Linked DNA regions of Homo sapiens: all the other regions are linked to region 3. Evidence: chromatin contacts called from ENCODE Hi-C or POLR2A ChIA-PET data. All regions are on one chromosome and are shown on one strand. The core of a region is the stretch at or near the end of the contact, and the rest is flanking DNA. Distances in the headings are between cores, read along the strand shown.

What was found. A loop is a pair of places that touch in the nucleus more often than their neighbours do. ChIA-PET counts read pairs that join two places held with the same protein, here RNA polymerase II (POLR2A). Pooled maps may share reads with other maps.
Region 1: a loop to region 3 is called in a map with no recorded cell type, with 4 times the contacts of the local background. The contact joins the promoter of NIBAN3 here to the promoter of F2RL3 in region 3. A Hi-C loop is called at or near these places in 3 of 37 single-sample maps with no recorded cell type and 6 of 50 pooled maps. POLR2A ChIA-PET finds 5 or more read pairs at or near these places in 2 of 52 experiments (activated CD4-positive, alpha-beta T cell and activated T-cell).
Region 2: a pooled map shows a loop between it and region 3 (3-fold over the local background). The contact joins the enhancer-like site here to the promoter of F2RL3 in region 3. A Hi-C loop is called at or near these places in 8 of 37 single-sample maps with no recorded cell type and 5 of 50 pooled maps. POLR2A ChIA-PET finds 5 or more read pairs at or near these places in 1 of 52 experiments (activated B cell).
Region 4: a map with no recorded cell type shows a loop between it and region 3 (5-fold over the local background). The contact joins the promoter of FCHO1 here to the promoter of F2RL3 in region 3. A Hi-C loop is called at or near these places in 5 of 37 single-sample maps with no recorded cell type and 5 of 50 pooled maps.
Region 5: a map with no recorded cell type shows a loop between it and region 3 (4-fold over the local background). The contact joins the promoter of KLF2 here to the promoter of F2RL3 in region 3. A Hi-C loop is called at or near these places in 2 of 37 single-sample maps with no recorded cell type and 7 of 50 pooled maps.
Region 6: a loop to region 3 is called in a map with no recorded cell type, with 7 times the contacts of the local background. The contact joins the enhancer-like site here to the promoter of F2RL3 in region 3. A Hi-C loop is called at or near these places in 3 of 37 single-sample maps with no recorded cell type and 2 of 50 pooled maps. POLR2A ChIA-PET finds 5 or more read pairs at or near these places in 1 of 52 experiments (T-cell).
Region 7: a loop to region 3 is called in a pooled map, with 3 times the contacts of the local background. The contact joins the promoter of SLC27A1 here to the promoter of F2RL3 in region 3. A Hi-C loop is called at or near these places in 2 of 37 single-sample maps with no recorded cell type and 7 of 50 pooled maps.

Annotation. Positions count from the first base shown.
Region 1 is chr19:17,525,881-17,529,923 of GRCh38, forward strand. NIBAN3 (niban apoptosis regulator 3) reads left to right here and starts at 1,387. Exons shown (of 15, transcript NM_001321827.2): 1 at 1,387-1,515. The coding sequence starts at 1,461. RefSeq lists a silencer at 1,239-1,348.
Region 2 is chr19:16,365,458-16,369,375 of GRCh38, forward strand. All of the region lies in intron 22 of EPS15L1 (epidermal growth factor receptor pathway substrate 15 like 1), which reads right to left. Among named protein-coding and RNA genes, the nearest start is that of KLF2, 43 kb to the left of the region's middle. RefSeq lists enhancers at 884-953, 1,104-1,333. Within about 2 kb of position 1,279, at least 14 of the 41 ENCODE cell types and tissues checked have a DNase peak (open chromatin) inside an H3K27ac peak, as active enhancers do.
Region 3 is chr19:16,886,726-16,890,606 of GRCh38, forward strand. F2RL3 (F2R like thrombin or trypsin receptor 3) reads left to right here and starts at 2,274. Exons shown (of 2, transcript NM_003950.4): 1 at 2,274-2,573; 2 at 2,848-3,881. The coding sequence starts at 2,465. RefSeq lists an enhancer at 2,949-3,548.
Region 4 is chr19:17,750,044-17,753,701 of GRCh38, forward strand. It overlaps FCHO1 (FCH and mu domain containing endocytic adaptor 1), which reads left to right and starts at 1,434. Exons shown (of 29, transcript NM_015122.3): 1 at 1,434-1,534. It overlaps FCHO1-AS1 (FCHO1 antisense RNA 1), which reads right to left and starts at 1,354. Exons shown (of 5, transcript XR_007067152.1): 1 at 1,173-1,354; 2 at 615-707. RefSeq lists an enhancer at 3,592-3,658.
Region 5 is chr19:16,322,570-16,326,217 of GRCh38, forward strand. It overlaps KLF2 (KLF transcription factor 2), which reads left to right and starts at 2,257. Exons shown (of 3, transcript NM_016270.4): 1 at 2,257-2,429; 2 at 2,647-3,463. The coding sequence starts at 2,355. KLF2-DT (KLF2 divergent transcript) reads right to left here and starts at 2,101. Exons shown (of 2, transcript NR_186323.1): 1 at 1,738-2,101. RefSeq lists a promoter at 1,567-2,402, silencers at 1,775-2,504, 2,595-2,844, 2,875-2,924, 3,395-3,484 and enhancers at 2,052-2,824, 2,825-3,595.
Region 6 is chr19:16,257,272-16,261,451 of GRCh38, forward strand. No RefSeq gene overlaps it. Among named protein-coding and RNA genes, the nearest start is that of AP1M1, 61 kb to the left of the region's middle. RefSeq lists enhancers at 1,215-1,549, 2,415-2,634, 3,065-3,144. Within about 2 kb of position 2,665, at least 23 of the 41 ENCODE cell types and tissues checked have a DNase peak (open chromatin) inside an H3K27ac peak, as active enhancers do.
Region 7 is chr19:17,469,218-17,473,038 of GRCh38, forward strand. SLC27A1 (solute carrier family 27 member 1) reads left to right here and starts at 1,307. Exons shown (of 12, transcript NM_198580.3): 1 at 1,307-1,490. The coding sequence starts at 1,324. RefSeq lists enhancers at 372-501, 1,923-2,424 and a silencer at 1,252-1,381.

The DNA of each region.
Region 1 (4,043 bases), core at 137-2,636, 640 kb after region 3:
CCTGAGGTCAGGAGTTTGAGGCCAGCCTGGCCAACACAGGGAAACCCCATCTCTACTAAACAAAACAAAACAAAATTAGCCAGAAATCGCTTGAACCCAGGAGGCGAAGGTGGCAGTGAGCCAAGATCATGCCACTGCACTCCAGCCTGGGCAACAGAGTGAGACACCGTTTAAAAAAAAAAGAACACTTTAGGAGGTCAAGGAGGGTGGATCACGAGGTCAGGAGTTTGAGACAAGCCTGGCCAACATAATGAAACCCCGTCTCTACTGAAAATACAAAAAATTAGCCAGGTGTGGTGGCGGGCGCCTGTAATCCCAGCTACTCGGGAGGCTGAGGCTGGAGAATCACTTGAACCCGGGAGGTGGAGGTTGCAGTGAGCCAAGATAGTGCCATTGCACTCCAGTCTGGGCGACAGTGCGAGAGTCTGTCCCAAAGAAAAAAAAAAGGACACCTTTAAGAGACACTTAAAACGTGAAATATGCCAGGTGTGGTGGCTCATGCCTGTAATCCTAACATTTTGGGAGGCCGAGGTGGGCGGATCACTTGAGTCCAGAAGTTTGAGACCAGCCTGGGCAACATAGGAAGACCCCCCGTGTCTACAAAAAATACAAAAATTAGCCAGGCATGGTGGTGGCGTGTGCCTGTGGGCCCAGCTACTCTGGAGGCTGAAGTGAGAGGGTCACTTGAGCACAGGAGTTCCAGGCTGCAGTGAGCCATGATCGTGCCACTGCACTCCAGCCTGAGCAACAGAGCAAGACCCTGTCTCTAAAAAAAAAAAAAGGAAAAAGAAATGGAGTCCAGGTGATGGACTGGTGGGAGGGACAGTGTTGGGGGCCTGAAGAAGGAATCAAGGATGAAGCTTCAGTGCCCCCAAGTCTCTCTGCTCACCCCTGCCAGGCCACCCATCCTCTAAGACCTTGGCATCTGCCCCCCTGCCCCAGCACTGACCTCAGGGACAGTCTGGGAGTGCCTGTCCAGCTCTGTCTCCCCAGCCTGGGGACTCCTAGGAGCTGGGCCAGGGCTGTATCCTCTCTGGGGTCCAGCCTCACCGGGCACAGGGTAGGCACAGTGCTGGTGGGGGGGTGTGGCACCAGGAACTAGATGCCGCATCCCTGCCCATCCCCCTGTTCCAGCCCCCATACACAACGACTGCTGGCCGGTCCTGCCAGATGTCTGCCCTGCCACCCTCCTCCAAGACGAGCTATGATTTTCTTTCTCCCACACCCCACAACCTAACCCCGGGGCTGTCCCCGCAGCCTCTACAGAAACCACTGGCTCTGGGCAACACGGGCCCCAGGGGAGTGGGGAGGACGCAGGTGCAGCGTGGGGTGGGGCAGGGGCGGGGCCTCTGAACCCACTGTGACCAAGCCTCTCACCCGCCATCCAGGTGCCCCTGAGCCGAGGAACGCAGGCGGTGGTCGTGGGGAAGGGAAGAGGAGCCCCGGGAGACGACAGCAGCATGGGTGGGCGGCCTTCGAGCCCTCTGGACAAGCAGCAGCGGCAGCACCTAAGGGGTGAGCAGCCGGGGAGGGGACAGGGTGGGAGTCCAGGTGGGTGGGGGCTCCAGCCATTGGGTCCACATGCTCCATGCAGCAGATGGGGTTCGGTTCAGACCTAGGGCTGTCAAAACACACAGGATGCCTTCTTAATGTAAATTTCACGCAGTGAATCTTTTTTTATTGTTGAGACAGGATCTTGTCTGTTGCCCAAGCTGGAGTGCCGTGGTATGATCGTGGCTCACTGCAACCTTGGCCTCCTGGGCTCAAGCAATTCTCCCGCCTTAACCTCCCAAGTAGCTGGGACCACATGCATGTACCACCATGCCCAACTAATTATTTCATTGGTTGTTTTTTTTTTTAATAGAGACAGGGTGTCCCTATGTTGGCCAGTTTGCTTTTGAACTTGTGGGCTCAAGCGATCCTCCCGCCTCAGCCCGAATAGCTGGGACCACAGGCGTGCACCACCACACCTGGCTAATTTTTTATTTGTTTTCGTAGCGACAGGGTCTCACTATGTTGCCCAGGCTGGTCTTGAACTCCTGAGCTCAAGCGATCCTCCCACATCAACCTCCCAAAGTGCTGGGATTACAGGCGGGAGCCACTGTGTCCAGCCTGCATCTTATTTTTAGTATAAGTGTATCCCAGATTTTGCATAGTGCACACTTATGCTGAAAACCAATTACCCCTTTATGGTTTTTTTTTTGTTTGTTTTGTTTTGTTTTGTTTTTTGAGATGGAGTCTCCCTCTGTTGCCCAGGCTAGAGTGCAGTGGCGCAATCTTGGCTCACTGCAACCTCCGCCTCCAGGATTCAAGCTATTCTCCTGCTTCAGCCTCCCGAGTAGCTGGGATTACAAGCATGTGCCACCATGCCTGACTAATTTTTGTATTTTTAGTAGAGATGGGGTTTCACCATTTTGGCCAGGTTGGTCTCGAACTCCTGATCTCAGGTGATCTGCTCACCTCAGCCTCCCAAAGTGCTGGGATTACAGGTGTGAGCCACTGTGCCCAGAAGACTGTGTCTTCTATTTTTATTTGGTAAATCTAGTGACCTGATTTAGGGCAGGGGTTCAGGTGGGAGGCATAGGGCCAAGTGGAGGGTGTCCCAGACCCAGCCAGGCCCTGAGGGATGTCTTCCTGAGCGGGCAGGGACCAGCAGGCCCCTCGGTAGGACCCTGGGGATGGAGGCTCAGTTCCCAATTTGAGACTAAGAGGGGCCAGTGCCAGATTCAGTGCCATTCGGGTCCCTCTGTCCTCATATGTGGGGTGAGCAACTGTGCTGGGCGCTGGGGACATTGTGGGGTTGGTATTGGCCTTACCCTCACAGGCTCATGGTCTAAACACCTTCCCTCTGGTGGCTCTGCTATGTGGGGCTTCTGTGCCCAAGGTGACCTCATGGCACAGAACGGCTGCTGGAGCTCCAGCCATTGGGTCTACATTCCATGCAGCAGCATGGAAGAGTGTTTTTTTGGTTTTTGGGTCAAGTCATGACCCAAAATTGCATGGTGAGAATGATGGGAGAGAGCTCACATGTTCCTTGAGGGTAGGGAAGAGCAGAGGTGGATGACTGCCCACTGAGGAGACAATGATCAAGCCAGGGCTGGAGGGATGTGATGGTGTTGGAAGGAAGGAGATACCAGAAGAGCATTTTGGACAGGAGAAACAGCATGTGCTAAGGCCAGTGATGTATCTTGCAAACAAACAATTCACGTTCACACCCTGGTCATTCCCTCATTTGCTGTGTGCCCTTTGGTGAGTGACTTCACCTCCCTGGGCTTCATTCTCTTATATGTAAAATGGGGATAGCAACAACGCCTAGCTCATGGGGCTGGGGGGGCATTGTAAGGATTCAAAGAGTTACTCTATGTAGCACTGGGATTTTTTTCCCCCAGATAGTGGCTTAAACAAGATAAGGATTTTTTTTTTTTCTCCTCAAACTGAGAGGTGTGGAAGCAGGCAGGCTAGTAAAAGTTAGACACCTAAAGTCCTTTCATCTCATGGCTCTGCCATGTGTGGATTCCTGTGCCCAAGGTAGCCTCATGGCACAGAATGGCTGCTGGAGCTCCAGCCATTGGGTCCACATTCCGGGCAGCAGAATGGAACTATGTTTTATTTACAGTCAAGTGTACAAGCCTTAGGGCAACAGCTCAAAGAGCTAGTCACCCATCACCCATATGACTACTTCCCAGATAGATCAGGATACAGCACACCTCCATCACTCACAGAAAGTTCACTTGTGTGCTTTGGAGCTTTAAAAGCTTTTGAAAAGCTCCCCAGGTAAAGCATATGGGGACACTTTTGGGTGTGATGGATCCGCTCATCTTGATTGTGGTGAGGGTTTCACGGATGTGTGATTGTGTCAAAGCTCAGCAAACCATATGCTTACATGATACGTGAGCTATAAGTGAAGGTGTGGCTCAATCTGTATTCCCAGCGCTTTGAGAAACCAAGGTGGGAGGATTGCTTGAGGCCAGGAGTTTGAGACCAGCCTGGATAACATAGCAAGACCTTGTCTCTACAAAAATAAAAAAATTAGCTGGGCATGG
Region 2 (3,918 bases), core at 29-2,528, 520 kb before region 3:
AAGAAACCAACCCCACTGGCGCCTTGATCTTGGACTTTGAGCCTCTAGAACTGCGGGACAATCCATGTCTGCTGTTTAGGCTGAGATAGAGCAAGTGTGAGCAGGGAGCCACCAAAGCCACCGGCAGGGGCACCCTGGGGGACAGTGTGACAGTGTCCTGCACCCCAGCCTGTGGGTTTGCAGGGGATAGGGACAGTGACCTCAGCCAGTCCCTCGAGCCCCTGCCTGCTTCTGCCCAGCTTCTCCCTCCACGGGAAAGCCCCCCCTCCCCCAGGGTCCCTCACCACTCTGCTTCCCGTGGCACTGGCCTCTGGCACGGCTGAGGGTCAGCTCTGTGAAAAGCGGGCCCAGCATACCACAAATGCCAGCCAATACTGCCCCATGTCCCTGGTGCCCTCCAGCCCAGGGCTCGGCACACAGTGGGCTTCAGGAGGTCCTGGTGAACCAGGTGCCACCTGTTACAGATTCCACGGGTCTCCAGGGACCTGGGGCCCTTTGGAGCAACACCCTGGGGAGCGAGAAGGGAATAAAGGCATCTGCCCTTCCTGGTTTGCAGGAAACAGCAATGTTACTGTGCATGCTTGGGTATTTGATTTTTCCTCGAATACCTATGTGATATGGATCAAATAGCAAGATTCTAGCAGAGGAAACAGTTAAGTGTTTCCAGGGGAGAAGCTCAAAGTCCCAGGACACGGTGTAGCCCCCTGGGACGGGCAGCAAGTCCAGGGTGGACACTGCTTGATTTCTCGAAGCCGTTCCTGCAGGGAGTGATCACCTGAGGCAGATTTGCAAGAATGTGGAGGGAGGTGTAAAGGGAGGACGCCCCAGCCAGGCCCCCAAGAGCGACTGCCACGGTACAGAAGGTTCAAATAAATCAGTCATTTTTGAGCTGCTTTTCTTCTTCTTTTCAATGAAGATCTTCCTCCCTTGGTTTGGGGGGTTTAAAAAAAAGAAATTGGTTTTTGGGAGGAGCGGTTAAGAATTCTGCCTGCTACCATTTCAAGCTGAGGTTTCTGATGCGCAAAGAGATGTTCAGAGAGATGAAAAGCTTCGTTCACACCAAGAACTGCCTGTGCCTGGTTTTGCTCTGTTGCCGAAACCGTTGTTATTTAGAAATCATGACTATGGTAATATGAAACCAGGGCACATCAACTGCTGGCCTCTTGTTTTCAGAAGGAACATCAACAACAACAACGGTTTTTTTCTCAGTTGTTAGTGTTTGTGCTTTGGTAAGAGAGGAGATTTTGGACCTGACACGTGTGAGGTCAGCCGAGTGCCCGGTCCAGCTCTCGACCTTGCTAATGACCAGACGCTTTGAGCAAAGAAAGCCCCCGGCATCACTGTAGGGCCACGGCCCTCAGCCCAAACTTCCCACTTTTGCTCAGCGATTTATTTTTAGCGGCTGTATTTTTCAAACCTTCTAGGTCTAGTTCCTGCTTTTATGTAACCACTTCTGCTAACTCCTTAATCGTTTTTTCCGATTTTGTGAGGTATAGCTTATCTCAAACGTGACAAAGTAACTTTAATCTGCCTCCAGGCCCTGAAGCAAAAGCTGCCACGCGCACCCACGCCAGGGTTTTATACTTTTTTATGGCTCCAGAAAACATGAGTAAGGAGAGAGCTTTACTGACGCGCATTTCAGAAAAGGGGATGGAAATCATGAAAACAAAACCCAAAAAAGTGGGTATAGAAACATCTGGGAATGATGGCATCAAACCAGGTGCCAGGCATCATCCTGGCACCTGGTTCGATGCCATCAATCCTAGATATTTGCAGCGGGAACTACCGGGGACCACAGCAGACGGCAGTGAATAAAGACAAATGAAATTAAAGACCCTCTTGGGTGTGCTGACTGCCTACCGCAGGGAGACTTCATTAACAGGGGGCAAGGGATACAAGACTGAAGAAAACACAAAATAGAACTTATTTTCAAACCACAGCAGTTTCAACAGTTACCCAAGCGGTGTACCGAAACCACACACAGGACTGACTTTAGCAAAAACAATATGAACCAAATGGTTTACCACAGTATGTGCTGTTAAAAAAAAAAAAAAAAAAAAAAAAAAAAACTTGGTGGCCGGCTCCACCCTGATAGAAATTTCTTTAATTCTCCTATTTCTCAAGCTTCTTCTCGAGGCTGCGCACGCCCCTAGCACCCGGGATCGGGGCTGTGATGGGGCTGGCTCTGCTGCACTAGCGTTCTTGGTCAGCAAAGTTTTTCAAGGTTCTGACTTTTCTATCTTGCTTTGCAGGAAGCCCTCCGCTTAAAAGCATCCTCAAGAGCTGGGTGCAAAGCAAAAAAAAAAAAAAAAAAACCCAAAAAACAACAAACAAACAAAAAATTGAATAGAAATATACAATTGCAAACCATAAAAACGGTGAATGCTATAAAAACCTTGGAAAGGAAACTCTCTTGGTTTAAATTTTTTGCTTAGGAGGAGCATAAAAGGTTCAGGTGAGGTATGGTCTCAATCAATCCGATTAATAAAAATATTAGTAATAAACATGAGAGTGAGAGAGAGAGAGAGTGTGTGTGTGTGTGTGTGTGTTTGATCCTGGCTAGGTTCTGTTTATACAGTTCAGTTCAGTGCTGTACTTGGAAAATGCAGTTCTGCAGATGAGAGATACATACAAAAACAAAAAGAAAACAAAAAAATACAAAACAAGGGTTTGTGGTCAGGGAAGCTGCCCACCTTCGCTATTATCCTATACAACACAGAACGATCACACAACTCTCACTCATCCTACACAACTGTGGACACACATACACAACCATCATTGATCCTACACAATGGGACACACACACACAAGCATCACTGATCCTACACAACAGTGGACGCACACATACAACCATCATTGATCCTACACAACAGGGGACACACATGCACAAGCATCATTGATCCTACACAACAGGAGATGGCTACACAACTGTCATTCATCCTGCACAATATGGACACTCACACAACTCCCATTCATCCTACACAACAGAGGATGCCCACACAATTGTCATTCATCCTGCAGAACACAGACACCCACACAACTGTCATTCACCCTACACAACAGGTGATCCCACACATCTCTCGTTCATCCTGCACAACATGCACACCCACACAACTGTTATTCATTCCACACAACAGGTGGTGCCCACACAACCATCATTCACCCTACACAACACAGGCACCCACCTGTCATTCACCCTACACAACAGGCGATCTCACAAAACCATCATTCACCCTACATAACACAGACACCCACCTAACTGTCATTCACCCTACACAACAGGTGATCCCACAAAACCATCATTCACCCTACACAACACAGACACCTATGCAACTGTCATTCACCCTACACAACAGGTGATCCCACACAACCACAACTGTCATTCATCCTACACAACACAGATGCCCATACAACTGCCAGGTTTCTGAGAGTCACGCTGCCTAGGAGAGCAGTGGCCCGGGCGGGGCACCACTCCAGCAGAGCTCATCCAAGGCCACTGACATGTCTTATTCCACCCTCCCCATCCTGCCAGAAAAAAAGCTTAGCTGCGGGGAGAGGGGAGAAAGAAAACAGTATAGGTTCTAAAATTCATCACTGCTCGGGGACTTGTCTTGAAAGAGTGCTTTTCCCCAACACACGTCAACGTCTTCCTCTGGCTCCCATCTAAGACACATGAGGGGAGTTTGTTTTTTACAATGTGACACACGGGACCACGTAAGGGACCTGCAGGCTGGGAGTCCTGCAGGCACCAGCCCCGCGCGCACTCTGCCTTAGATCAAAGCTGTGTCAAGCAGCACAGCCCCGGGAGATAAGAATCTGAGGTCCCTGCGATCGCAGCGTTGAGATTTTCCACTAAAAATATTTACCGAATTTTGAGAAAATCTGCTTCATGCATTGAAGGGAACAGGATGAGGTTTG
Region 3 (3,881 bases), core at 1,024-3,523:
TTTTGAGACGCGTTTCACTCTTGTTGCCCAGGCTGGAGTGAGGCTGGAGTGCAATGATGCAATCTCGGCTCACTGCAACCTTTGCCTCCCATGTTCAAGTGATTCTCCTGCCTCGCCTCCCGAGCAGCTGGGATTACAGGCATATGTCACCATGCCTAGCTAATTTTGTATTTTTACTAGAGATGGGGTTTCTCCATGTTAGTCAGGCTGGTCTCGAACTCCCAACCTCAGGTGATCCACCCGCCTCTGCCTCCCAAAGTGCTGGGATTACAGGTGTGAGCCACTGTGCCTGGCTTTTTTTTTTTTTTTTTTTTTTTTTTGAGTCGGAGTCTCGCTCCGTTGCCCAGGCTGGAGTGCAGTGGTGTGATCTCAGCTCACTGTAACCCCTGCGTCCTGGGTTCAAGAGATTTTCCTGCCTCAGCCTCCTGAGGAGCTAGGACTACAGACGTGCGCCACCATGTCTGGCTAATTTTTGTATTTTTAGTAGAGACGGGTTTTCACCATGTTGGCCAGGACGGTCTCGATCTCTTGACCTCGTGATCCACCCACCTGGCCTCCCAAAGTGCTGGGATTACAGGCGTGAGCCATTGCGCCCGGTCGTGCATCACTATTTTGATGCATCATCTTCAAACCACCCTGCCCCAGCATCACTGGACTGCCGGTGTGCCCAGCCTCCCCTGCACAGCTTCCCACTCTGCTCACAGAGAAGACGGTGGAGGGGGGAGCCCAGGCGTGGGTTTTCCGTGTGCTGAGGGTGTCCTCAGCCACCTTTTTCCCCAAGTCATTGACGTGAAGCTGATTTTCTCATTGGTGGCCATGGAAACTGCCCAGAAATGGGAGCAGGGCCTCTGAGACCCTGCCCCAGCTAGACTCTCTCTCCAGGCTTCAGTGTCTCCTCCTGGAGCTGGGTGTTGACTCTGTCCAAGACTCTGCTCAGTCACTTCCTGGCTGATCCCCGAGTGCTCAAGTGTGTGATGAGATTAGGGCTCCCCCAGGCAGGAAACGGCCACATTGGACCCCTCCCTCCCCCATCCCTAGTTCATTTTATTTTCCCCAATCCTCATGGCTCCCAACTAGGCCCTCCTGCTCCCAGACCCCCCCAAGCCCTGTCCCCCATCCCCTGTAGCCCAGCGCTGAGCACACTGGGGCCAGAACCACCCATACCAGACTCCCCCAGGGCACGACGGGTTGAGGCCTCTCTGAGGCAGGGAGGGACAACACTGAGGGGCCTTGTGCAGAAGAGGGAAGGGGTACCCCCCCGAGCTTCAGTTTCTTCATCTGCCCGATGAGCCCCCATCCAATGGTACCCAGGAGTGGGGATGTGCTGGGGCTAGAGGAGGGAGGCCCCCTGGAGGCTGGCTTGGGGACCCTTCAACCTGGCCACCTCACTCAGGGTCAGAGGTCAGAGCAGGCGAGCCACACACCCCGAAGTCCCCCCGGTCCTCGGCAGGTGCTGTCCCCAGCATCACTGTCTCCCCTACAGATGCCCGTGTGTCCCCTGGGCAAGAGTGAAGTGAGGCACTCATACAGGGGTGCCTTGTGAGTATGGGGTCAGCCGAGGATGCTGAGGGGCTCTCGAGGTTCAGCCAGAGTCCCTGACGCTGGGCTCGTGCTGCTCTGGGGGTCTGAAGGGACCCTCGCTATTACCCTCTGGGAGGCGCCCATCCTTGGTTTTTTTTTTTTTTTTTGCCGAGTCTCGCTCTGTTGCCCAGGCTGGAGTGCAGTGGCAAGATCTCGGCTCACTGCAACCTCCACCTCCTGGGTTCAAGCAATTCTCCCACCTCAGCCTCCTGAGTAGCTGGGACCACAGGCATCTGCCACCAAGCCCAGCTAATTTTTGTATTTTTATGAGAGATGGGGTTTCTCCATGTTGGTCAGGCCGGTCTCAAACTCCCAACCTCAGGTGATTTGCCTGCCTTGGCCTCCCAAAATGTTGGGATTACAGCCGTGAGCCACCGTGCCTGGCCTAGCAGGGCTCTTCTTATCCTGCTCACCAGAGATAGGAAGTCGGGGGGTGACTTCAGGAAAGGCCCAGAGCCCGTGATGGGCGTGGGGATTGGGGTGAGGACAGGGCTGTCGTGAGAACAGTGGCTGCAGATGTGAGCGGCTGGCAGGAAGTGGCCACTTGAACCGCAGATGCTTCCTGGGCTGGTCAGGGACCGGGGGTGCTGGCTGCAGCTGGGACCCCCCCCCCTGCATCTTGCTGGCCTGGCACCTGGGTCCCTGGGAGGCGCCACACTGGATATAGCCACGTGGGGCAGCCCGGTCTCCATAACCCACACTCCAGTCCTCCCACGGGCTGGCTGGCAAGCGGCCCTGGTGGGTCTGCGGGGGCAGGGGCAGCCTTCCTGGTTTATCTCTACCGGCGCGATCTGCTCGTCCGCCTCGGCTCCAGAAGCTGGGGCTCAGGGTCCGGCGAGGCAGGAAGCCTGAGGCCACAGCCCAGAGCAGCCTGAGTGCAGTCATGTGGGGGCGACTGCTCCTGTGGCCCCTGGTGCTGGGGTTCAGCCTGTCTGGCGGCACCCAGACCCCCAGCGTCTACGACGAGAGCGGGAGCACCGGAGGTGGTGATGGTGAGTGGTCCTGGCTTTGGGGTGCAGAGATGGGGTTACATCAGAGATGGAGCTGGGGGCCCGGAGCTGGGGAGGGGGAGGCCGGGAAGTTGCGGGCTTCAGCCCAGCCCACTCTGTATCCCGTCTCTGACCCCATAGGGCTGGGCTATTCCCTTGAGTGTCATGTCCAGCTGTTTCCCACCAGGGCAGACCCCAGGCTCTGAGCACCTCCCTCCCTGCTGCTTCTCGTCACCTGCCGAGGCAGGGGCTGACTGAGGTCCCCTCTCTCTCCCAGACAGCACGCCCTCAATCCTGCCTGCCCCCCGCGGCTACCCAGGCCAAGTCTGTGCCAATGACAGTGACACCCTGGAGCTCCCGGACAGCTCACGGGCACTGCTTCTGGGCTGGGTGCCCACCAGGCTGGTGCCCGCCCTCTATGGGCTGGTCCTGGTGGTGGGGCTGCCGGCCAATGGGCTGGCGCTGTGGGTGCTGGCCACGCAGGCACCTCGGCTGCCCTCCACCATGCTGCTGATGAACCTCGCGGCTGCTGACCTCCTGCTGGCCCTGGCGCTGCCCCCGCGGATCGCCTACCACCTGCGTGGCCAGCGCTGGCCCTTCGGGGAGGCCGCCTGCCGCCTGGCCACGGCCGCACTCTATGGTCACATGTATGGCTCAGTGCTGCTGCTGGCCGCCGTCAGCCTGGATCGCTACCTGGCCCTGGTGCACCCGCTGCGGGCCCGCGCCCTGCGTGGCCGGCGCCTGGCCCTTGGACTCTGCATGGCTGCTTGGCTCATGGCGGCCGCCCTGGCACTGCCCCTGACACTGCAGCGGCAGACCTTCCGGCTGGCGCGCTCCGATCGCGTGCTCTGCCATGACGCGCTGCCCCTGGACGCACAGGCCTCCCACTGGCAACCGGCCTTCACCTGCCTGGCGCTGTTGGGCTGTTTCCTGCCCCTGCTGGCCATGCTGCTGTGCTACGGGGCCACCCTGCACACGCTGGCGGCCAGCGGCCGGCGCTACGGCCACGCGCTGAGGCTGACCGCAGTGGTGCTGGCCTCCGCCGTGGCCTTCTTCGTGCCCAGCAACCTGCTGCTGCTGCTGCATTACTCGGACCCGAGCCCCAGCGCCTGGGGCAACCTCTATGGTGCCTACGTGCCCAGCCTGGCGCTGAGCACCCTCAACAGCTGCGTGGATCCCTTCATCTACTACTACGTGTCGGCCGAGTTCAGGGACAAGGTGCGGGCAGGGCTCTTCCAACGGTCGCCGGGGGACACCGTGGCCTCCAAGGCCTCTGCGGAAGGGGGCAGCCGGGGCATGGGCACCCACTCC
Region 4 (3,658 bases), core at 184-2,683, 860 kb after region 3:
GCTCGGGTCTTGCCTTTGTTGCTGATGTGGTTCCTGCTTTGTTTTATCTGTTCTGGGGCTGCTCACATGTCTCAGCCCCAGGTTTGCAAGACTTGGTGCCGGGAAGGCAGGATGGGGACCTCTGAGTCAGCTGGCAATGTGCTGTGTAACCTTGGGCAAGTCTCCGGCCATCTCTGGGCTTTGTGCTGGTACTGTACAGGCTGGGAGACTTGGGTTCTAGCAGGGCTGACTTCTCCATCAGACCCAAAATGCCCAGTGTCTCAGGCTCACAGTGCTTTTAGGGGTCCCTAGGTTGATGTTTTCACTTCTTTTAAAATCCAAAGGGAAAAAAATGAACTCTTGGGTTGAAGGAAACATTTTTGTGTATAATATTAATATATTTGTCTTTATGTCAATGTAGTTGTAAAATACAGTTTTGTTTTGTTTTGTTTTTGAGACAGAGTCTCTCTCTGTCACCCAGGCTGGAGTGCAGTGGCTCGATCTCCGCTCACTGCAACCTCCATCTCCTGGGTTCAAGCGATTCTCCTGCCTCAGCCTCCCGAGTAGCTGGGATTACAGGCATATGCCACCCCACCCAGCTAACTTTTGTATTTTTAGTAGAGACGGGGTTTTACCATGTTGCCCAGGCTGTTCTCGCACTCCTGGGCTCAAGCAATCCACCTGCCTCGGCCTCCCAAAGTGCTGGGATTCCAGGCATCAGCCACCACCTAAAATATAATTTTAAATTTCTTTTGTAGTGAAGGAAAGCGCTCATGAATGCAAAAATGTCTTCCCCTTTCTTTTCTTTTTTTTTTTTTTTTGAGATGGAGTCTCGCTCTGTCGCCAGGCTGGAGTGCAGTGGCGCAATCTCGGCTCACTGCAACCTCTGGCTCACTGCAACCTCCACCTCCCGGGTTCAAGTGATTCTCCTGCCTCAGCCTCCTGAGTAGCTGGGACTACAGGCATGGGCCACCACGCCCAGCTAATTTTTGTATTTTTAGTAGAGACGGGGTTTCACCGTGTTGGCCAGGATAGTGTCAACCTCTTGACCTCGTGATCCACCCACCTTGGCCTCTCAAAGTGCTGGGATTACAGGCGTGAGCCACCGCGCCTGGCCATGTCTTCCCCTTTCTGAGCGCATTTCCCTCTCTGAGCCTCAGTTTGCCCAGTCTGTGAAGTGGGTATCGGCCTACCTCAGGATGGCAAGATGTTGAATGCCTGGGCCAGGGTTGGTGCTCAGTTATTTCCCAATTGCCATGATTAATATTTGTTCGGTAAGAACAGCTCCAGGTTCAGGCCGGGGGGCTCCAGGTTCAAGCGCCTCTTGTTTACTCACCCATGGCCTGTGTGGTTCCAGGGAGGTCCCATGGGTGCTGATCGGGCGGGGGAGGAAAGGTGGCGGTTGGATGGTAGGCGGGGCGGGGTGAGCTTCCTGTCCCCCCCCCAACCCATGCACACAAGCCTCCAACTTGGTGCTGACGGAAGTGGCCTCGTGGCTGTCTCCTGGCGCCTGCCCCGTCAGACAGGGGCCCCATCCCACTCGCTACCCTGTCCGGTGAGTTTGAGCCCTGGCCAGTAGATACCCATCATCTCGCCTTGGCCCCCCTCAGGAACAGAGGGGAGGCCCCCCTGCCCGGAGCCTGGGTTTCAGGAGAAGTAGCAGGTGTCACTTCCTGGGCTGGCCAAAGCCTGCATGGGGCCACCCGTTGCCCTGCCCCCCGTCCCCCATTCCAGCTGTGAGTGGTGGTTTGGGTTAGGGGGGCGGCAAGGGGAGCTTGGAAACCCAGAGAGCCACGCGTGATGGTTTCAAACAGGAGGTCATTGGCAGACAGACCAGGGGCAAAATCACAGTCAGCCGGGACCAATGATTGATCTCTCTGTGCCTCGGTTTCCTTCATAAAGTTGGGGTTGCCTCTGAGGGCATGGCATGAAGATTGGATGAGCAGATGCGTGTGAATAGTTGGGTACAGGGTCGCACACATACTGGTGCTCCATGTGTATCTGTCTGCCAGAGGTGGGGTGAGGCAATCTAATTGAAACTGTGAAAACAGTAGTGAGATTCTTGGTTTCTGGGGAACTTGGGCTCCTTGGTTCCTGGGATCTTCTAGAACAATGTTGGCCATCCAATACAGCAGCCATCAGCCCCATGTAGCTACTGAGCCTTGGAAGAGAGGCTGGCACAGCTGAGGAGCTGGGCATATAATTGTATGTATGTATGTATGTATGTATGTATGTATTTAATTATTATTTTTTTAAGACAGAATCTCACTCTTTCAACCAGGTTGGAGTGCAGTGGGGCAATCTTGGCTCACTACAACCTCCGCCTCCCAGGTTCAAGTGATTCTCCTGCCTCATCCTCCCAAGTAGCTGGGACTACAGGTGTGTGCCACCACGCCCTGCTGATTTTTATATTTTTTGGTAGAGATGGGGTTTCACCATGTTGGCCAGGCAGGTCTCGAACTCCTGACCTCAAGTGATCCACCCACCTCGGCCTCCCAAAGTGCTGGGATTACAGGCGTGAGCCACTGCGCCCAGCCAATTGTATTTAATTTTACTTGGTTTAACATTAATACAAAAATTAATACAAAAATTAAGGCCAGGGGTTGTGGCTCATGGCTGTAATCCCAGCACTTTGGGGGTCCCAGGCAGGAGGATGGCTTGAGCTCAGGAGTTCGAGACTGGCCTGGGCCACACTAGTGAGACCTAGTCTCTACAAAAAAAAAAAAAAAAATTTATTTTTAATTAGTTAGACATGTAGTCCCAGCTACTCGGGTGGCTGAGATGGGAGGATCACTTGAGCCTGGGAAGTCGAGGCTGCCATGAGCTGTGATCATGCCACTGCACACTCCAGCCTGGGTGACAGAGCAAGAACCTGTCTCCAGAAAAAATAAAAAAATAAAAAAAACTTAATACAAAAATTATTCAGGCGTGAGCCTGTAGTCTCAGCTACTCGGGAGGCTACTATTCAAGGCTCCCTTGAGCCTGGGAGGTGGAGGCTGCAGTGAGCTATGATCGCACCACTGCACTCCAGCCTGGGCAACAGAGCGAGACCCTGTCTCCAAAAAAAAAAAAAATTAAGTCACCACATGGGGCTAGTGGTTCCCATGCCAGTCAGCACAGCTCTAAGAGATTTGGAGATGCTTAGGGTCCTGGTCATGGACAGAAGCTAAGAAATGATATGGAAATTTAGGGCTTTTCCCCTAGGGATGTCAGTGTAGCATGCTCACCACCCTACCCCTGCCACCAAACTAGGTTTCCTAAGGGGGTGTGGTGGGGACTGAAGTTTTTCAGGGGCCCTGTCATTAACCAGTGCAGGGTTGGGAATGTTTGTTGAAACAAATAATTCCTTGCCCAGTGAACTCCTATTCATGCTTTAAAACCCCAACTCCCATGAGCCCTCCTTTAGTCCAGGTTCTTTTGGACCTTGTCCCTCCATCTGGCCCAGCCCTGACCATGCAGGACGGTGATATCTGTGTCCAGCTCTGTCTCTCTAGACTGGGGACTCCTGCAGGGCCAGGCCCGAGGCTGAATCAACTCAGGGACCCTGACATTGTTCTAGTCTGGGTGAGCAAGTAGGAGGTCTTGGGTGACTCACAGAAGTCCCGGGATTGGAGGCTCAATGATAATGGGTCCAATTAAACTAACTAACTTTCTTTCTTTTTGAGACAGGGTCTTACTC
Region 5 (3,648 bases), core at 1,007-3,506, 560 kb before region 3:
GAAACTGAGGCCCAGAGAAAGGCAATTCAATTCCCAAAGCACACAAGCAGGCCCATCTCCCAAGCGCTGGTAGAGAATTCAGTGTCACACAAGATGTCACCTACTTCCACAACAAAGAAAAGAGCCTGTGTGAACTCACAATAGCCATTTGGGGTAAGGTACTATTCTTATCTGCATTTCGAAGATTGAGGAGGCAAGCCCAAACAGCCAAAGCCACTGGTTCAAGGTCACACAGCGCGTGCTCAGTGGCTGAGGCTGACTCGCAGCCATTTCAGTGGCAACTGCAGAAAGCAAGTTTGTATTCAACTTGAAGTCTCCGGTGACTGGGTTTGGTGGGGGCTGCAGAGGGGACCCTGCAGAGTGCATTTCTGCAGAGGCTGAGAGTCCAAGCTTCCAGGGCAGGAGCTGCCTGCATCCCTCACCACCTGGCTCCAAGTTCCTCCTTGGGATGCTCTTCCTCCCATACCCACATGGTCCCCAATGACTTTTTCACATTAGCTCACATTTCACCCCCTGGGTGAGATTCAGAATTTCCCCATTTTCTCCTTCCCACTCCCTCATCTCACACTCACTTTCTAGTCCCTTCTACTGCTCCATTTTTCTTTTTAAACCCCTATCAGTAAGGCCAGGCGCAATGGCTCACACCTGTAATCCCAGCACTTTGGGAGGCCGAGGCGGGTGGATCGCCTGAGCCCAGGACTTCAAGACCAGCCTGGGCAACATAGTGAGACCCCGTCTCTACAAAAAAATACAAAAAAAAAAATTTAGCCAGGCATGGTGGTGTGCACCTTGTAATCCCAGCTACTTGGGAGGCTAAGGCAGGAGGATCTCTTGAGCGCAGGAGTTCGAGGCTGCAGTGAGCTGTGATTGCACTACTACACTCCAGACTGGGCAACAGAGGGAGACCCTGTCTCAAAAAAACTCAAATGAATAAACCTCTATCCTTCCCTCCTTCACTAAAGTGGAGGTCCCCTAGGGCAGGGATCTTGTCTATCTCTTGGTTACTGTGTCCCCAGTGCCTACCCAGGGCTGGCAGACAGTTGTAACAGGAGTGACAGTCCCTGGCCAGCAGGGATATGGTGTGGGGGACAGAGGTGGAGCATTGAAGGGACCCATTGGGCAGCATTGTCCTCTGATGCCCCCGATGCTGGAGCTGTATTGGGGGAATGACTGTCATCACCGTCCTCTGAGTTACTTAATTCATTTATGGAAGTCAGTAAAGGAACCCAGCCTGCCTGTGCCTGCCGCAACTCCAACTTCTCCCAGCCACCTCTGCCTCAGTTTCCCTGCACTTGACGGGCTTATTGAGGTTGGGGAGGAGGGGGTGGGTGTCTCAAATGTCAAAGATTTAATGTGTCTTGATGTTACCACACAAAAGTTTTGTTTTGTTTGTTTTTTTGAGACAGTCTCCTCTGTCACCCAGGCTGGAGTGTAGTGGTGTGATTGTATCTCACTGCAGCCTCGACCTCCTGGGCTCAAGCGATCCTCCCACCTCAGCCTCCCACTACACCCAGCTAATTTTTTTTATTTTTTAAGAGATGGGGGCCACTGTGTTGCCCAGGCTGGTCTTGAACTCCTGGCCTCGAGTGATCCTCCTGTCTCAGCCTCCCAAAGCGGTGGGATTACAGATGTGACCCACTGCACCAGGTCTACACAAGGTGTTTTTTTTTACAGGGTGATGTGCACACGGTGGGTCCCTCTGGGTGGTCCCACAACAGATGAGGGGCCCAGCCTCACCCATCCATGAATCCTGGAGACTCCAGACTTCCCATCCATCCAGGGTTCTGCAGCCCTCTCTGAGGCTGGAGCCAATCTCCCCTTCCGTCAAGGGATCCGGGGAGACCGCCAAGCCCGGTGCTCCCCTGAGAGTCTCTGAGAGGCCCCGACACCGCCCCCGCTCCAGGTCCCCGGGATGCTCGCGCAGGCGGGAGCCCGGGGCGCCCGGGGGATCCCTGAGCGTCACGCCGCTGTTGTGGAGCGCGTGTTGACAACGTCGCCGGGGAGACGGGCGGGGGCGGGGCCCGGGAGAGGGGGAGGCGCGGCCCTGGCGGCGCGCGAGGGGCCGGGCTGTCAGCGCAAGGCCCAGGCCGCCGCAGTGGCCACGGCCGCTGCCGCCCGCCGGCTTATATACCGCGGCTAAATTTAGGCTGCGCCCGGAGCTCGTCCCCATCCGGGACGCGTTTCCGCCGCCGCCGCTTTGGCCCGGCCCCCGCGCGCGCCGCGCCTATAAGGCTTGGGCGGGCCCGGCCGCGGCCCACAGAGCCGTCCCCGCCCGCCCGCGCCCCGACCAGCCCGGCCTCGGGCAGCCACTCACCGGTGTCCCCGTCCGCGTCCTTTCTCCCCGGGTCCCGGCCATGGCGCTGAGTGAACCCATCCTGCCGTCCTTCTCCACTTTCGCCAGCCCGTGCCGCGAGCGCGGCCTGCAGGAGGTGAGGGCGGCGGGGACGGCGGGGCGGCCGGGACCGTGGGCGGCGGGCTCGGGGTAGTAGAACGTGGGCTGCGGGGTGACAGGACGCGAAGGCGGGGACTGCAGACTCAGGAGAGGAGGATGCGGGCCACGGGGATCGCGGACTTAGGGTGGTAAAAGGCAAGCAGCGCCCCCCGAGCCCCGCCGCCCGCTCACGCCCATTGCCCTGTCGCCCGCAGCGCTGGCCGCGCGCCGAACCCGAGTCCGGCGGCACCGACGACGACCTCAACAGCGTGCTGGACTTCATCCTGTCCATGGGGCTGGATGGCCTGGGCGCCGAGGCCGCCCCGGAGCCGCCGCCGCCGCCCCCGCCGCCTGCGTTCTATTACCCCGAACCCGGCGCGCCCCCGCCCTACAGCGCCCCCGCGGGTGGCCTGGTGTCTGAGCTGCTGCGACCCGAGCTGGATGCGCCGCTGGGGCCCGCACTGCACGGCCGCTTTCTGCTGGCGCCGCCCGGCCGCCTGGTCAAGGCCGAGCCCCCTGAAGCGGACGGCGGCGGCGGCTACGGCTGCGCCCCCGGGCTGACCCGTGGACCGCGCGGCCTCAAGCGCGAGGGCGCCCCGGGCCCGGCGGCTTCGTGCATGCGAGGTCCCGGGGGCCGCCCCCCGCCGCCGCCCGACACACCGCCGCTCAGCCCCGACGGCCCCGCGCGCCTGCCCGCGCCCGGTCCGCGCGCCTCCTTCCCGCCGCCTTTCGGTGGCCCTGGTTTCGGCGCGCCCGGGCCCGGCCTGCATTACGCGCCGCCTGCGCCCCCAGCCTTCGGTCTCTTCGACGACGCGGCCGCCGCCGCGGCAGCCCTGGGCCTGGCGCCCCCCGCCGCCCGCGGTCTCCTCACGCCGCCTGCGTCCCCGCTGGAGCTGCTGGAGGCCAAGCCAAAGCGCGGCCGCCGCTCTTGGCCCCGCAAACGCACCGCCACTCACACCTGCAGCTACGCGGGCTGCGGCAAGACCTACACCAAGAGTTCGCATCTGAAGGCGCATCTGCGCACGCACACAGGTGGGCGGCACGCACGAGCCAGGAGCGCAGGCGGGGGGACGCGGGAGGAGAGGTCGGATTCCCAGCGCGCGCCAGAAAATGAATTTAGGACCTCCCTTGGGGCGTGGCTCAGGGGGATCTGGCAGGTGGTGCACGCTTAGGACTCCCCAGGAGGCGTGGCTCGGGAGGTTGGTTGGGGGGGCACA
Region 6 (4,180 bases), core at 1,415-3,914, 630 kb before region 3:
CAGAGGTTGCAGTGAGCTGAGATCACGCCACTGCACTCCAGCCTGGGCAACAAGAGCAAGACTCCATCTCAAAAAAAAAAAAAAAAGGAAGTTGAGTTATGTTACTCTTTCATGCTACTTTAATTTTGTTTCACACTATCTGCCAAAATAAACTCTTTCCTATAACTTAAGATGTGGGTGTATATGTATATGTATACAGATGTAGATGCGTGTAATTTATTATATACTGTTAATTTCACTATTTGGGTTGTAATAACATTATTTTGAAATAAAAATATAATTGTTCAGATTGTGGGGTACATCTGAAGCCCTTAGTCCTTATCGTGTCCTCTTCCGGAAGCTGAGATCTTGGTCAGCAGGTGCAGAGGAAAGAGCCAGGTTTCAGAGCCACAGAATCAGTTTCTCTTGGAATCTCAGGTTCCTTCTCTGTGAAATGGGGATAGTGACACTCTGACTCCAAGCATTCACACATGCTGTTCCCTCAGCGTGGTCATCCCTTCCGTGTCATTTGCCTGGAGAGCTCCTACATATCATTAAACCCCAACTGTGATGTCCCTCCTCCAGGCAGCTGCCGCAGACAGATGCTCCAAATTCTCTCATCCCCACCCGCCTTCCAACCGAGCCCTGATCCTGCAGGCTGTGGCCATCTGTGTCCAGCTCTGTCTCCCTGAGACTGGGGGCTCCTTGAGGACTGGGCTAGGGGACACAAGGGGATGGCGAGTGTTTTATAAAAATGGAGATGCCAGGCTGGGTGCAGTGGCTCACGCCTATAATCCTAGCAGTTTGGGAGGCCGAGGTGGGTGGATCACCTGAGGTCAGGAGTTCGAGACCAGCCTGGCCATCATCGTGAAACCCCGTCTCTACTAAAAATACAAAATTAACCAGGTGTGATGGCACATGCCTGTAATCCCAGCTACTCGGGAGGCTGAGACAGAAGAATCGCTTGAACCCGGGAGGCAGAGGTTGCGGTGAGCCGAGATCGCAACATTGCACTCCAGCCTGGGCAAGAAGAGCAAAACTCCATCTCGAAATAAAAATAAAAATAAAAAATAAATGAAATGGAGACCCCAGTACCCCCCGTTGATAGATAAGAGACTGAGATTTCTAGAGGGGCTCAGCTTCCCTGGGGGACAGCTGTTTAGACCCAGAGCCAATTTTCAACTCTTGGGCAGCCAGACTGCAAGTCCAGTGCTCCTTCCAAAACTTGTGTGTATGGAGAACCCACCACCTGTGCCCTGACCCCCTCCTGGTTCCCCACAGCCCCTGCCCAGGCCAGGACACCCTGTCCCCTGGGTGTCCCTGAGGTCACAGATAAGGCCGCTGGGCCCGGCTATCGGCAGGAAACATCTTGGCAGGACAGGAAGCGCGGCATGGGTCAGCCGCGCCTGCACCCGGCTCAGCCTATCAGCGGCCAGATATTTTGGGAGCCACTATATAAACCCCAACTCGGCTCCAAGCTGTTCCCCGGGGAAGCCTCAGGCTTCATGTTCTGCGGCAGCCCTGAGGCTGCTGGAACACGGGGCCCGGGAGGAGCTCAGGAGCTGAGCGGGACAGAGTGACAGGGGTGGACTCCGTCCGGGCATCACTGCAGGCCAGAGGGTGCTGGCTCTGAATCGAGCTAGCCCCTATTCAGTCCTGGTGCAGACACTCTCACTTGCTGGGCAAGTGGCTTCACCGCCCTGTGCCTCAGTTTCCCCCTCCCCACATCCCTCCTTTGATCCTGTCCCAGGGAAAAACACACCTCCAGGTCCTGGAGCCTTTTCTGAAGTTTCTGGGCCGACATCTGAGGGCCAACCCACTTTCTCCCAATGCAAAGCAGGGCCCAGGAATCTGCATCTTAAAACCTGCCTTGGCCGGGCACAGTGGCTCACACCTGTAATCCCAGCACTTTGGGAGGCTGAGGCGGGTGGATCATGAGGTCAGGCATTCGAGACTAGCCTTGCCAGGATGTTGAAACCCCATCTCTACTAAAATTACAAAGATTAGCCGGGCATGGTGGCTGGTGCCTGTAATCCCAGCTACTCCGGAGGCTGAGGCTGGAGAATCGCTTGAACCTAGGCAGCAGAGGTTGCAGTGAGCTGAGATTGCACCACTGCACTCCAGCCTGGGCAATAAGAGCAAGACTCCGTCTAAACACACACACACACACACACACACACATACACACACACACACACACACACACAACAGGGATCCATACGCAAGCCCAAGCTTCTCAAGTTCAAGAACATACGGTGGGTCCAGCTCCTCCACCCAAAAAGTTCAGTGGACAGGCACCCAGCGTGACACCGCATAACTGCTGAATTTGAGCCACATTATAAGAATGGGCTGTAGTTATTCCCATTTTACAGAAGAGGGGTTGAGGCCCAGAGAGGGGCAGGAAGTTGCCTGAAGCCACACAGCAGCCCAGAGGCCACGCCCTATCAGAATCTCCACCCCGTGCACCTCTCAGGAGATGCTCCAGGGGTGATGTGGCCAGCCAACAAGCAGTGGGGTTAGGATTTGAACCCGGGTCTGCCTGCTCCACGACCCCTTGTTGGCACAGAACAGTGCCATCTTGGGCCCAGTGATGACTGCTCTGGTCCTGAATAACATGCATATTTCTCCCAGGACCAGTAAAAGTGAAACGAAGAAGTGAAATAAAAATACTCAAGAACTCACTGGGGCCCGCAGCCGGCTCCTGACCTCAGAGCCTCGGCCTTTCCTGGGGAGAGGCAAGGGGGCAGGACGGCAGCGCGGGCAGAGGAACCCAAGCGTGGCTATGTAAAGTGGCCGGCCCAGCACCTGCGACTGCCTGCCAGGGCAGGTGATGAAGCGTGCCCGGCCGGCCCCCACCCCAGGCAGCTGCAGCTGGCAAAAGGGAACAGCCACACCACATATAACCTGGCCTGAACTCCACCCAAAACCAGAGCTCGAGGCCTGGCCCGTGCCTGGAAAGCCAGTTTTGGCCCAATGACTCTGGGCAGGTCACTGTCCTTCTCTGGATCTCAGTCTCCCCACTGGCCACAGAAAAGTCTCAGCAGTGGCAGAGGCTCCTGCCTGACCATTCTGACCATCCCAGAATGGAAAGGGAAATCACCTCCCTCATTCTGGAGCCTATACCTCTAATAATATAACCCATGGGCCTAGCAGCTTGCTGGGCAGCTATGTCACAGGCAATGGGCCCCTTCAGGTGTCCCTGAAGTCCTCATCCCTGCCCACCTTTCTTTAAGATCTGGTGGGGACTGGGGGTCAAGATGTCTTCTAGTTCATGCCACACAACCACTTGGCTCAGTTTGCTGCCAGGGAGGCACTGGACTGGCATCTCTTTCCTGACGACATGCTCACTGCCAGCCGGGGCAGCCTAGTGTGTGGCTTAGTGAAAGTGGGTGCCTCCTTCAGAGTGGCTCAGTCCCCACCCTGCCCTGCTCTGCCATCCAGCCACCTGGGACTGCTGACAGAGACCTAAGTCAGTCCTTCTCTAGGTTAAATGCCCTAAAGCCTCCAGGGCCTTCTCCCAGGACACCACTTAGAAGTGTGTATACACATACACACACACACACCATGGTGGTCTTCCCCAAACCTGCCACTATCCATCTATCCCCATTTTGAAGTGGCAGGGCCCCCTGCCTGACAGCATTGACCAGCCCAGAATGGAGAGGGAAATCACCTTCCCCATTCTGGAGTCTATACCTCCAGTAATGCAACCCATGGGCTCAGCGGCTTGCTGGACACCTATGTCATAGGCAATGGGCCCGTTCACGTAACCATTCGTCAATTCCAAATATTGAGCCCCACAAGGGAGCTTTGATGAAGGTGGTGGGGATGGGGATGTCTTGTTTCTTTTTCTCTCTCTTTTCTTTTTTGGTAGAGATGGGATCTTGCTATGTACCCAGGCTGGACTTGAACTCCCCCTGGCCTCAAGCAATCCTCCTGCCTCGACCTCCCAAAATGCTAGGATTACAGGCATGAGCCACCAAGCCCAGCCGGAGTGTCCTGTTTCTTGAGCTGGCTGCTGGTTACCTGGGCATAGTCCCTTTATGAGAAGTTACAGAACTGTGTACCTAGGATTTGGGTACTTTAATGTCTGTATGTTTTCCTTGAATAAAATATTTTAAAAGAAGAAAAGGAAAGAAAGCAGTTTGATGTCTCGGACTGAGAATGAAAGCTAAGTAGATAATAACTAGGTGAGGTTTGAGGG
Region 7 (3,821 bases), core at 57-2,556, 580 kb after region 3:
AGCTGTGTCCTTGAATCACACGTGTTAAGACCGCGGCGGTGTTTACAGTTAGAGACTTCTGAGGCCCCAATGGTGTGAGTTGAGCACTCCCCCGGGCCCTGGAACGTGTTTTTAAGACCGAAAGAGGCTTTGGGGCTTGGATTTAGGACAAGCTGGAGCAAGAATACAGCCCGCGCGGGCCGTGGGTGTGGACTGGGATATTTTTGGTCCCCCGGGGTAGAGATCCTGCACGCCAACTAGGGCTCGGGTCCTGATATCTTGCGAGCCACGCCCCAAGGCTGCAGGACACGTGTGTTTCCTAAAAGGAGAGGGGGTGGGGCAAGGCTTGGTTGTCATGGAGACAGCGGACGACCCTGGCGGGCCGTTCTAGCACCCATGTCTCTTTGGCCGTCGCCTCTCCGGTCCGGTTGCCTCTCTATGGTCGTGGCTTCTGGAAGACGGCCGGCCTCGGCTCTGCGGGCTGAGGGGCTTCGAAGTAGACAGGAGGGAAGAGGGGCGGGGCCTAGGTCCTAGGGGGGCCGGAGTGAAACCCAGGAGGTGGCGACCGAGCCAAAGCCTGAGGGCGGGGCCCGTGGCCAGGATAGAACCTGAGCCTGGGAACTTGGGCTAGGCCCGGAACTGGGGTGGGGCTTGAACGGATTGGGGAGGGCTCTAGTTTCGGGAGGGTGGGGCGTGTGCTTATTGCGGGGGGGTGGGGAGGCATATGTCTAACCTAGGGGGTGGGGCCTGGCTGAGAGGGGCGGGACTCGGGGAGAGGGCTTGTACCTGTGGGCTGGGCTAGAAGCATAACCTAAGGGCGGGGCCCAGTGAGTGGTGAAAAGGCCACGGGGTAGAGGCAGGACCAGGAGGAAAGGGGACAGGACGTGAAGGGTAATTCGGGGATCGAGGATAGAGGCTAGATGAAGGCATGTGGCGAGGCCTGACAGTGACCGACAAGGTGGACATGCTGGCTCTGGGGGCGGGGACTGTTGTAAGATTGGCAGGGAAGGATGGGCTCAAAAATATGGAATAGAGCGGACCCAGGGTCCGGGGGCGGAGCCTGGCCAGGACCTGGCCAATCCCAGGCCTGGGGCCCTGGTCTGGTTCCTAGTTAGCGGGCGGGTGTAAAAGCCTGGAAAGGGGCGATGCCTGGCCTGAGGAGTTGACCAATCCCAGGCCTGGGGGCGGAGTCTGACTCGGAGCGCGTTCCCGGACTCGCGGGGGGCGCAGAGCCGAGGCCTGGGGGCGCGGCTCGCTGTAGAGGCGGGGGCGGTCGTGGGGCGGAGCGGGTCGTGGGGCGGGGCTGGAGCGGCCCGCGGCCTCAGCTCTCTCTGCTTCCCCAGGATGCGGGCTCCGGGTGCGGGCGCGGCCTCGGTGGTCTCGCTGGCGCTGTTGTGGCTGCTGGGGCTGCCGTGGACCTGGAGCGCGGCAGCGGCGCTCGGCGTGTACGTGGGCAGCGGCGGCTGGCGCTTCCTGCGCATCGTCTGCAAGACCGCGAGGCGAGACCTCTTGTGAGTGTTGCCGGGATCCGTCCAGGGCTGGGGGCGGGGCTGAGGGCTCTGGGGGCGCACGGTGCAGGGCTGGGTTGCGGGGACGGCTTGGAGGGTCCGGAGAGCTGAGGGTGCTTTGTAGGTTGGGGGCGGGGCTGGGCCGAGGGCTGGGCGGGGGCGGGGCCTGAGAGGGTGACCAGTTGGGGGTCTCTGAGGGGGCTACAGGGGACACTTTAAGGATTTCTCGAGGAAGATGAGTAGCCTCTAAGGTGCTTCGGGCGTTGCAGGCTGCTTAGGAGATGATCTCAGGGGATTTGGGGGGCAATTTGGGGGTCTTTGGGCAACTGGTGGAAATTCCAGGGAGCTGGGGCTGACTGGAAATCCGTGGCGGTGTGGGGGTCTTTTTGGAGCCGTGATAACTGTGAGAGACTTCAGGGGGCTCTCCAGTAGGTCACCGGGGCTCACAGGGACGACCCAATAGATAGTCTCTGGGGGGTTGCCAAGACACTTTGGGTCTATCTAGGGCTTTCTCTGAGGGATGAGCGAGCTGCTCTATAAAGGACTTCCCGGGTTTCTGAAGGTGTGAGTTTCCTCGGGATCGTTTACAGCTGGGGCACTGTTTGAGATTTTGGGGTCTGTGTGGGACTTTGGGTTTGGGAGTTGTTCGGAGTGTGTCGGGAGGCTGCTGTGTATTCCAGGACTTGTTTGGGGGGTCTCTTCTGGAGACTGGGACACTGGATTCATGCTAGGGGGGCAGATTCTGGTGTCCTGTGCAAGGATCCTTGGAGGGTTTTTGCGGTGTCTCTGAGGGACTTGCTCAAACGAGCCGTTGGGGGTCCTTCTGGGATGAAACAGGCATTGCTGGGGGCTTCTATCAGAGCAGACCTCAGGAACAGCACCACGTGGGAGCAGGTGAGCGCCGGCTAGCGGGGCAGGGCTCAACACCTTCACAGCTCCTTGTAAGATGGAGTAGCAAGAGGGACTGAACCCATTGTAAGGAGGGCACAGAGGGTGTGGAGATGGGAAAGATCCCACCGTAAGTTGACTGGTTCTGAACTTTCTAAAACTCACCCCTTCTGCATGCCATGGCCCCCTGCCCCCGGCTCCTTGGTTGTTCTGATGTGGAAATCTGACTGTGCCCTCTGCTCAGACACCTTCCATGGCCAGCCCATCCTTGGCAGAAGGAAGACTCAGCCCCTAGCTGGGCACTCAAGGTCCTACCATCTGTTCCCTGCCCACCTGCCACTCCCCCCATCCATATGTTCACCTGGTCTTCAGAAAGACTTGCAGTGTCAAGCTCAAGCTGCCCAGAACATACTGGACCCCTTTTAGCCAGGGCAGGCTCTCCCTCTGGGAACCTTTGCTGAATTTTCCTGCTCAGCACCCTCCCATAGCTCCTTGTTGCCCTTAGAATTGACGCCATACTGGCCGGGAGCGGTGGCTCACGCCTGTAATCCCAGCACTTTGGGAGGCCGAGGCAGGCAGATCACGAGGTCAGGAGATCAAAACCATCCTGGCTAACACGGTGAAACCCCGTTTCTAATAAAAATACAAAAAAATTAGCCAGGCGTGGTGGTGGACGCCTGTAGTCCCAGCTACTCGGGAGGCTGAGGCAGGAGAATGGTGTGAACCCCGGAGGCGGAGCTTGCAGTGAGCGGAGATCATGCCACTGCAGTCCAGCTTGGGCGACAGAGTGAGACTCCGTCTCAAAAAAAAAAAAAAAAATAGAATTAGAATTGAGGCCATACTCCTGAGCATTGCGCACGAGGTCCCTGACCATGTCCCAGCCTCCGCTTACTTCCCTTTTGTCGCCTAGCTGCACTTACCTTTTGTCTATTGCTCATTTGTTTGTTTGTTTGAGGCAGAGTCTCACTCCGTCGCCCAGGCTGGAGTGCAGTGGTGCGATCTTGGCTCACTGCAACCTCTGCCTCCCAGGTTCAAGTGATTCTCCTGCGTCAGCCTCCCAAGTAGCTGGGACTACAGGCACGTGCCACCATGCCCAGCTAATTTTTGTAATTTTAGTAGAGATGGGGTTTCACCGTATTAACCAGGCTGGTCTCAAACTCCTGACATCACGTAGTCCGCCTGCCTTGGCCTCCTAAAGTGCTGGGATTACAGGCATGAGCCACCATGCCTGGCTCCCTTTTTTTTGAGACAGGGTGTCTTCTCTGTTGCCCAGGGTGGACCAGCCTCCATCTCCTGGGCTCAAGCAATCCTCCCACCTCAGCCTCCTGACTAGCTGGGACTACAAACGCCTGCCTCCGCTCCTGGATAGTTAATAGAATGTTTTTTATAGAGATGAGGTCTCGCTATATTGCCCAGTCTGGTCTGGAACTCCTGGCTTTAAGCGAT